Linked DNA regions of Mus musculus: all the other regions are linked to region 1. The links are chromatin loops, found by intact Hi-C in ENCODE. Cell type or tissue: left cerebral cortex. All regions are shown on one strand.

Region 1 (2,500 bases):
CTTCCATGACTCCCCCTACCCCAGCTGGGTCAGGGCTCCTTCTGGAAAAAGAAAAGCCATGGCAGGAAGCTGGTAGGAGGCCTCCCACTCTCTCTCTCTTTCTCTCTCTCTCTCTCTCTCTCTCTCTCTCTCTCTCTCTCTCTCTCTGGAGGCAGGTCCTGGCAGATGTTCCAAGCAGAAAGGACCAGCCAGGGGTCTAGGGCCATGGCTTAGCAGATAAAGCACTGCTGTACAAATATGAGGGCCAGAGTTTGGATCCCCTGAGTCCAAATAAAAACCAGGCGGGTGTGGTGGACTGCCTGTAATCACGGTCCTGGGATGCAGATAAAGGAGATGCCCAGAACCAGGGATTGTTAGCCGGGTTAGCAAAAGTCCAGGAACAGCAGAGACTCAGTAAATAAAACAGACATCAAGGAAGATACACAAGTTGTCATCCCCTGACCTTCACATACAAACATATGCATGCTCACTTACACACATATGTGGATAATACACACACACATACAACACTCACACATACATGCAAGCGAATGCACCCATGCACAGACAGGCAAAACCCTTCTGGGTAACAGTATGTCTGCCCATGTTCCATCAAGCTATAGGAATCTGCCTTGCCCAGCCTGCCACTGTGGGACCACCAGGTAAGTCTCAGAGATGTGCCCTGGGAAGGGCAAGAGAAAGAGGGGCCTGAAATGAAGTGGCCACGGCTGGAAACAGAGCCAGTCAGGAAGGACTGTAGTCCTCTTACACAGCAGGCAGTCTCTGGGCAGGGAAGATGAGCGACTTCTTGGGGGTGGCCTCCAGCATGGAGGAGACTCTTGAGACTCTCCGGTAAAGGAAGGGACAGTCCCAGGAGCTCTGGTGGCCACAATTAGGTCTGAGTTCTTCAATCCCTTGGTAGTGGAGTCTTTTTAGAGAACAACTAAATCGCCTATGTTCTCCTTGGCAGGCCTTTGCAGGAGGGTATTACAAAGTTCTGGAGTAGGGGGTCCACCTGGCCACAGCACAATTCTGTCACGGGAGGGAAGGGAATAGGAGAAAAGGCTGTTTGGTAGAAGGTGCTGGGGACTCCAAGAAAGTACCCTTCAGACAACAGACAGTCCATGGAGCAGACGCGGTCTACGGGAACTGGTGGGCTCAGGTCCACGAGAGTGGCCCAGCTCGGCTCCCCTGGTCCCCACAGTAGCAGCTCTGGACTCAGTCCATTAGCCATGGCTTCACCAAGTCACCTTTAAAAGTTTGTCCTTAAGCAAAACCTCTCTCTGCTCCCTGCCTGCAGCCCCAGGGGAGGCTCTAAAGGCAACGTGACTGCCCCTCCACTCCTTCAGAAACAATGGGCAGACAGCCGAAGGAGAACCAGCGAAGCAAGTGTGGAAAATCCCCCAATTTTACAATGTCAACTGCTGAATGAGGGAGAAGCCGGTGTCTGTGCCCCCGCGTGTCCGCCCGCGGGACTGCACGCCGGGGATAAGGGGGAGGAGGGAGGAATTGATCTCTTGGTTCTCAGACTATAAGGACACATGATGGGTAGGGAATTATGTTCGCTGGCTTAATCTTTTCTCCAAACAGAAGTATGGTAACACGTTTTCATTCACATCCTACCACTAGCCATCCTTTTCTTTTTCCTCCGTATTAGCTCAGAGCTCTGAAGTATGCAGTCTGAGGACAAAAGTAGGAACAAAGTAGATGCAAACCCCGAGGCTGGGTACTCCCTCCAGCAAACATTTATAGGGGTTTCTCCTTTTCATGTGCATTCCTAGGACTATGGAGGGAGCCTTGGCTACCAGGGAGAGAAAAGGAACAACAAATAGAACCCGCACGAGTCCCGGTGACAGACAAGCCTCATCGACCTCACGGGCAATCCACAGCAAACCCTTGGTGTCACATTTCTGCCAGTTTTTCAGGGGAAAGAGCCTGGTGAAGACTGGCTAGTCGGGCTACAAAGCCTCACTCCTTGACCTAAGACGGGGGATTTGACTTCCGGGTAGTTCCCACTCACCAATTGCCTCCTCCGGAGTATCAAGTTGCACCTGCTGGGCTTCTTATAAATAGGGAGAGTAGGCAAAACCTTCTCTGTGAGAATTTAGGAAAGAGAGGGGCTTCCTGGCTGAGGAGGGGGCTCTTCAACCGTTCTGGCAAGAATGAAGTTTGAGGAAGCAGCTTCTCTTGATGAGATGTCAATCCCTGAGCCAGTGTGCTATGGCTACCTCTGCAGTTTGTCACAGGGACAACCACCCACTGGGTACCTATGCCAGACTCTTCTGCTCTTGTCAGACTTCCGTTTTCCCTTAGGGGCAGCCAAGCATAGGTGGGTCTCTTGGCAGTAAAGCCTAGTGCACTGACCCTCCGCTTTTTCCTCTGGCCCCGGGGGAACAGAGATGAACACAGGCTGGACGCCACACGGCCAGGGAACAGAGTGAGAGAATTTGTCTAGCTCTGGAGAGCTCTAGACCTTCGTTTTCACTTTTGTGGAACGATTGTTTTAGCTCGTTCTTGCAAG
Region 2 (2,500 bases), 1.2 Mb before region 1:
GTTCTTTCTTAGAATGAGGAACAAAATACCCATGGAAGGAGTTGTAGAGACAAAGTTCGGAGCAGAGCCTGAAGGAACGACCATCCAGAGACTGCCCCACCCTGGGATCCACTCCATAAACAACCACCAAATCCAGTCACTAGGCAGATGCCAACAAGAGCCTACTGACAGGAGCCTGATATAGCTGTCTCCTGAGAGACTCTGCCAGTGCCTGGCAAATACAGAAGTGGATGTTCACAGTCATCCATCGGACGCAGCACAAGGTCCCTAATGAAGGAGCCAGAGAAATACCCAGGGAGCTGAAGGGGACTGAAGCCCCATAGGAGGGACATCAATATGAACTAACCAGTACCCCCAGAGCTCCTTGGAACTATATCACCAATCAAAGAAAACACATGGTAGAATTTGTGGCTCTAGCTATATATGTAGCAAAGGATGGCCTAGTCGTTCATCAATGGGAGGAGAGGCCCTTGGTCCTGTGAAGGCTCTATGCCCCAGTGTAGGGGAATGCCAGGACCAGGGATGGGAGTGGGTGGGTTGGGGAGCAGGGGGAGCGGGGAGGGGATAGGGGATTTTTGGAGGGGAAACTAGCAAAGAGGATAACATTTGAAATGTAAATAAAGAAAATACCTAATAAAAAATAAAAAGAAGGTGCCACCATTCACCTGTGAAAGCTACAGTGGAATCTGCTGGAAGGCCCACAGTGGGGCAGGCGTACTTTCTGGGGAACTGAATTCAATTCTCCGTTGCTTTTCTAGACCGGGGCAAGCAGCTTGGGCCTCTCACCTCAGTTTCCTCCTCTATGTGAACTAATCTCACCTCCCAGGCATCCTGCAGGCATACAGATTTTTCTCCTCTAGCCTCTCCATTGCCCTTGTTGGCCCGCGGTTCCCAGGGATGCCAGCCCCATAGCCCTGAAATCCCTGAGAACCCATTGGATTTGAATCCAAGCCAGCCCTCCGCACAGTTCCATTGCAAGTTAAGTTGGAGAAACTGGTTTCGGGAAGGCTTCTCTCTCCTGTAGCATAGAATTTTCTGCATTTACTGTTCTTCCAGTCAGCTGCTGCTACTGGGAGCCGCCACTGGGTGTCAGGGTGGCCCCAGGAAAAGTCTCTTCTTGTCACCCAGCCTCAGCTAAACCTGATAAGTGGCGAGGGCTGAGCTGGAGGCTTAGCACACAAGGAGAGGCATAAAGGGTGAGCACCTCCCTGCATTCGTGCTCCTTACCTGAATTGTGCACCCCTCCCCACCCTCAAAAAACAGCCTGTCTATTGCGGACGTTTTAGGTATCTGGTGGATGAGGTGTTCAGCAAAAGGAGGGCATGCGAAGTCCTAAGACTCAGGGTCTCTTCTCGCCATTTTCTGTCACACCGGTGTTGAGGCAGACCCTAAGATGGGTGGACAGTGAGGTTTTTTTTACTGCCAGTCTGAGGTTGGCCTGTGCCAGTTTGCGAATGGCCTAGATCTGGTTGTTTTCATTGCTATGTGCTATGTAGGACATAGAGGCTGTCAGGGAACGTGGTCACTAGCCGGAGGAGGCAGCGGCTTGTTCAGTGGAGTACAGAGATAAGAAGAGTTTTAGAGAAAGAAGAAACAAGCTCTCTCTGTTCCCCACTGGGTATCCTCCCCAGTTCCAGAAGCACCTTTTATGAAGTACATGACCACAGCATCTGGCGGGGTGGGGGATAGCAGGGAGAGGTGAAGGCTAATGTAATGCTTAATCCAAGGCAACCGCTCAGAGAAGTTTACAGCCGAGAAGACAAGTCCAGTGTGAACCTGCGTCCGCAGAGAATACATGCTTCACAGAGTACATGTCCTACAAAATATGTGCCTGTTAGAGAGTATGAATCCCCTGGTGGGCTTATCTATCCTCCCTGCCCTAGATCTCCTGCTGCCTGCTGCTGACTGCCGGCATCTAAGCATTCTTTCACTTCTACCTAAACTATCAATCTTGTCACCGGTGCGGATGCCTGAGATGTGCAGCTATCATGGCAGGCTTTGCCCTTTGTACTGGAAGGTCTCCTATGGGAGCTTGGACAGCTGCATCTCAGGGCTCTGGCTAGATGTGGCCATGCAGAAACCAGGCTGACCTTTCTAGGCACACCCCTTCCACATCCAGGCACACCCCTTCCACATCCATGTAGGCTGCCTACATGGACTTGAGTTTTCTTTCTGCTTGCTGGCCAGATGGGGTCTGCAGGCACGGTACCTAGGGCACTCAAAGAGTATAAAAGGGCCGATGATCTACTGTAGCCGTGAATGGAAGACCTGAACACCAGTCTTTTGCACTGAACTAGATAGAAGTTGTGACCAGAAGTAAATCAAGGACTTCTTCACTTTATGTCTTAGGATATTCATTTATCAATTTATCCGTCCATCTACCCATGTACCCATCTACCTCACCTCTCATCTGCTGACACCCTCATTTCCTCCCCAGATGTTTTGTAAGCGGCTGCTGTAAGCTAGGCCTGGGTGGGAGCTTGCTCAGCAACAGTGTGTG
Region 3 (2,500 bases), 190 kb after region 1:
CCTCCTAATTAGAACATGGATAAGGCCCTGTTAAATAAGCTATGGGAAGGGAGGCTCCGCAGCTGGACCTTGGACACAGCTGGAACTGTCAGCCTCACACCTGGTGCCCGCAGAGATTGCTGTGTCTGCTGGGAAAAGCCACAGCAGGGGGCGTGGTTACTGAATAACAAAGGACCCAGGTCCTCTGAGACACCGAAGTTTGCTATAGCAACTCAGTGATATTAAAATGATGTGTGTTTGGACTTCTGGGTACAGCTAAAGAGCACGGGGCTTGCTTAGCCTCCGTGAAACACCACCCCCCACCCCCACCCCCCCAACCCCCACCCCGCTCCTCTGTACTATGGGTGGCGGTAAAGTGTGGTTTCTCTGGAAAACGGAAGCAGCTGAGGGGGAGCTATGAATTTGATCCAACACAAAATTGTTAACTTGCATGAAACATTATACAAGGGTTTCTTTTGACATTTCTTTCTTTATTTTGTGTATGTGCTTGCCCATGCAACCTGCACATGTGTGGAGGTCAGAGGACCACTCATGGGGCTCAGCTGTCCACCTCCTATGTTGGTCCGCGGGATCTAACTCAGATAGCAGGTTTGGTGGCAAGTGCCTTTACTTCCTAAGCCATTGACTGACTGACCAATTTAGATAGTGCTATGAGGCCAGACCCTGTCATGGAACTAACAAAGCAATTGGAAAAGAAAAGAAAGCAGGCGTGCAAAATATGTTTTTAAATTACTGACTCTGTGACTGGTGAGATGGTTCTAGGGTGGGGCAAAAATACAGATTCAGCAGTCAGAAGTCTATCTGGTTGTGACCATCAACTAGATGAATACTGGCGGTGACGAAGCTTGAGGGGACCAGATGGCCTGCATCCCAGTCTTCCCGGCTAGGAGATGGCTCCATGTGTAAGATGCTTGGCGCACAAGTGTGGAGTCCTGAGCTTGGGTCCCAGCACGCAGTTAAGAGTCAGGCATGTTGTATGCTTGTAACCCCAGCACTAGGGGAAGAGACAAGCATTTCCTGGGGACTTGCTGGCCAGCCAGTCTAACTAAACAGCCCGTTTTAGATTTAGTGAGACAGCCTCAAAAAATAAAATAAAATAAAAAATGAAAGTGGAAAGTGAATGAAGATGACGCCCTGAAGTCCACCTCCAGCCTCTACACATGTATGACCACACCAGTGTGCACATATCCACGTGCAAACCAAATTGATTGATTGATTGATTGATTGATTAAAATGGACAGTCTTACCCAGAGGTGACCAGAGATGATGTATGAAGCTTGTTCTCAAGGACTGCTGGTCACTCGGAGTTTCCATTGATCCCCATGGCTCACAGATTATCATCCTCTGATGAGATACGGCTTCTCCTCCTCCACAATGTGTTACTTTTGTGGGTTACCAAACCATGTCCATTCGTTCACATTTAGACTCTTGTCTGAAGGAACAGATACGATGGCTTCTTGTCTGTGTTCCTAGGGAGCCCCCTAGAGGCCAGAGTGAGTAACTGACACAGGGCTAGTGGAGAACCCAGCACAGGGTTCTTCCCGGCTAAGTAAGCCCTGAGTGGGGTTGTTTGGGGAAGATTTAGTTGTAGTCCTTACCCTGACACCCGAAGGCAATATTTTCTGTTCTCATGAGAGTTTATGATTCCTCCAGGTGTTCAGGTACCTAAAGGAAAGTACTGTGTACACGAGGAAGTCAAAGAACTGACCATCTTTGGTGTGAACAGGCAAGTGGGTGTGCATAGGTGTGCAGTGGCACACGAGAGATTCTGTGTGGCCATCAACAGGGCAAAGTAGATACTAGAAAGGTGAAAAGGTATCTTCTATATTGAGGACTTTGTGTGAGGCTGCAGAATCTGTTCCTGAGCCAGAATTCCAGAATTCACATTCATTCATTCATTCATTCATTCATTCAAACATTCGTTCATTCTCTCTCTCTCTCTCTCTCTCTCTCTCTCTCTCTCTGTGTGTGTGTGTGTGTCTGTCTGTCTGTCTGTCTGTCTGTGTCTGTATGTTTAGAAGCCAGAGGATGTCCACATGTGGAAAACTCAACTAACACTTTTTGAGACAGTGTCTTTATTGTTTTCCACTATGTGGACCAGGCTAGCCAGCTTATTAGTTTCTGTGGATTCTTCCATGCCCACCTCCCATTCTCCCATGGGGCAGTGCACTCCTGCAGCCAGCTTTATGTAGATTCTAGGGAAAGGAACTCAGGTCATCACAGGGAGACAAGTGTTTTACCCGCTGAGCATTTCCCCAGCCTCCACATCCATGACAAACTCTCAGTGGCAGCTGGGACAGAGACACAGCTCCATTCTGACACTGTAGCAGAGTGAAGTTCTTTTAGGGACTTCAGCTCCACTAAAATTGGATCCCCGGAGTCATCACAGGGAAGAACTTCAGGACAAGACAGCATGAAGCAGAGCTAAAGTTTATTAAAAGATGTGTGTGTGTGTGTGTGTGTGTGTGTGTGTGTGTGTGTGTATTCATAGGGAGGGTCT
Region 4 (2,500 bases), 320 kb before region 1:
AAATTGATCATACAGTAGGATACAAAGAAAGTCTTAACAAATATAGGGAAATTAAAATTACACCCTGCATCTTATCTGACCACCATGGATTAAAGCTGAATATCAATAATAATAGAAACATGCAGAAACAAGCCAAACATGCAGAAGCTTCATGGGCACTGAATGACTCACCACAGAGTGAAAACTGAGTCAAGGTCAAAATCAACAAGGAAACTAAAAACGTTTTAGAAACAAATGCAAATGAAACATTCCATATCAAAACTATGGGACACAATGAAGGGCATTCTAAGAGGAAATTTTATAACATTAAGTGTCTGCATCAAAACACTCAGGAGACCCTGCATTAATGATTTAATGATGTCCTGTGTTAATGACTTTATGATGCACTTGAAACCTTTAGATAAAGAAGACACAACAACCACATAGAGCAGATGAGCTAGAGAATCCTGAACTATACAAACTGTGTAGATATTGTAGGTTGGAAAGAGGAAAAAAAAAGAGTAGATGAAAAGAAAACTCAGGGATGAACCTAATAAAATATAAACAAAAAATTAACACAAAGAGCCAATGAAACATAGAATTGGTTCTTTGAAAAAAATTAACAAGATGGACAAGACTCTAGCCATATTAACCTAAAGACAGAAAGGCTACAAGTTTCTAAAACTAGTGTTAAGAAAAAGGATACACTGAGAAAATTCCAAGATCATAAGGACACCATTTATAATATTGTATCAACTATAAAATATGTATCATCTGAAAATATATGTTTTCTATTAGCAAGGGGAATATATTTCAAAGAATTTTGTGGGAATAATTTACATTTATGTCTTAAGAAAATAAATCTTCCAATGGATATACACCAACAGAACAACTTTTAAAAATCTATACTCCACCAAATTGGGAAAGCTAAAATAAATGGATGAGATTCTCAATATATCCAAATTAACTTTGGTAACAAAGTTAAATCAAGATGGAAGCAACAGTTTAAAAGACATATAACTCTTAGTGGGGGAAAAACAGCAGTAACTTTAAACTAAAAAAAGCCCAGGAGCAGATGGATTCAGTGCAGAATTCCACTAGACCTTTGAAGTAGAACTAACCAACACCAGAACTCCTTAAATCAGTCTAGAAAATCCAAACCGAAGAAAAACTCCTAAATTCTTTTGGTGAAGTCACCATAACCTCAGTAGCAAAACCACACAGAGACTCAACAAAAAATAATGAAATTATATATAATATCTCTCATAAGCATAAATACAAAAATTCTGGTGATATTGATGAGGTGGGGAGAGGGGAATACTTATTATTGCTGGTGGAAGTACAAACTTGGACAGCCTCTATGAACAGCAGTGTGGAGGTTCCTCAAAAGGTTGAAAATAGATCAACCACTGTATCATCTTTGGTGGCTTGAGTAAGATGTCCTTCGTAGATCTCAAGCATTTCAATATTTGGTCTCCAGATGGTGCCTACTTGGGTAGGATTAGGAGGTGTGGCCTTGCTGGAGGAAGTATGTCACTGGGGCAGGGTGGCAAGGTAAGGTTTCAAAAGGCTCCTAACACTTTGAGTTAGTATTGCCTTTCTGTTTGTAGGTTGATGTGTATTCAGAGCTGTAGGGATAAAATCCTGTGCACTGTGTGGAAGATTCACCTGTTAATAAAAAGCTGATTGACTAGTGAGCTGAAGCAAGATTAAAAAGAGGGACATCAAGTATAGAGAGAGATAGAAGATTCTAGGAGAGAGATGGGTGCTGGAAGGAGATTCGGCCTAAACACGGAGGAAAACAGTCATGTGAATTGAAGATCATGTAACCAGCCACAGAGCAGAACTTAGAATAGAATAACGAGAGGATTAAGTTATGAGCTAGTTAGGGAATGATCCAAGGCTTTTAGCCTAGGCATTTGTTCATATATAAGAAGTCTCAGAGTCATTATTTCAGGGCACAAAGAGGTGACAAGGCAAAACCTATGGTTACGCATATCTGTGCCTACCTGGCGGCTCTCATGCTATCTGCCGGGATGGTGATGGATTCTTATTCCTCTGGAACTGTAAACCCAAAATAAACCCTTCCTTTTATAGGTTACTTTGGCCATAACATTTTGTCACAATAGAATAGTAACTAAGATACCATCATTGAACATATACTCAAAAGATACCACTTGCCCATCCATGTACATTGCTAGTCTATACATAATGTCCAGAAACTGGAAATAGCTTATATGCCCCCTAACTGACAGATGAATGGAAATGTGGTACAGTTCCATGACAGAATATTATTCAGCTATTAAGAGAAATAAAATTGTGAAATTTGTAGGTAAGTGGGAGCAACTAGAAAGAAGTCATCCCAAGAGAGATAACCCAGATTCAGAAAGATAAATATTGTATGTCTTCTCTTATCTATGGATGCTAGCTTTTAAGCTTTAGCTAGGCATGCTTCATTTCATTTAGAAGATCCACAGAGGTTAGGTATCTCATAAGGGACTAGGCAGGAGGATGGGAAGGA

Evidence for each region. Hi-C counts contacts between places; a loop is a spot of excess contacts. Peaks named below come from ENCODE experiments on the same cell type or tissue, not always from the same donor. Only the 100,000 strongest peaks of a DNase experiment are listed, where the experiment ranks them.
Region 2: a loop joins it to region 1, with 3 times the contacts of the local background. A loop is called at or near these places in 6 of 42 quality-filtered maps.
Region 3: a loop joins it to region 1, with 2.5 times the contacts of the local background. A loop is called at or near these places in 11 of 42 quality-filtered maps.
Region 4: a loop joins it to region 1, with 2.0 times the contacts of the local background. A loop is called at or near these places in 5 of 42 quality-filtered maps.

Annotation. Positions count from the first base shown.
Region 1 is chr1:36,063,637-36,066,136 of GRCm38, forward strand. It overlaps Gm39624 (a long non-coding RNA gene), which reads right to left. Exons shown (of 3, transcript XR_865341.2): 1 at 2,000-2,500. Among named protein-coding and RNA genes, the nearest start is that of Gm39624, 1.4 kb to the right of the region's middle. In left cerebral cortex, a CTCF peak has its summit at 1,444; a DNase peak (open chromatin) is centred at 1,441; H3K4me3 peaks cover 937 bases; H3K27ac peaks cover 1,159 bases.
Region 2 is chr1:34,890,671-34,893,170 of GRCm38, forward strand. It overlaps the pseudogene Gm19430. Among named protein-coding and RNA genes, the nearest start is that of Plekhb2, 42 kb to the left of the region's middle. In left cerebral cortex, a CTCF peak has its summit at 1,084; DNase peaks (open chromatin) are centred at 1,097 and 1,488.
Region 3 is chr1:36,251,533-36,254,032 of GRCm38, forward strand. No RefSeq gene overlaps it. Among named protein-coding and RNA genes, the nearest start is that of Gm39625, 8.5 kb to the left of the region's middle. In left cerebral cortex, a CTCF peak has its summit at 1,501 (motif pointing left); a DNase peak (open chromatin) is centred at 1,483.
Region 4 is chr1:35,739,630-35,742,129 of GRCm38, forward strand. No RefSeq gene overlaps it. Among named protein-coding and RNA genes, the nearest start is that of Gm25634, 21 kb to the right of the region's middle. In left cerebral cortex, no CTCF peak of the experiment used is centred here; a DNase peak (open chromatin) is centred at 1,065.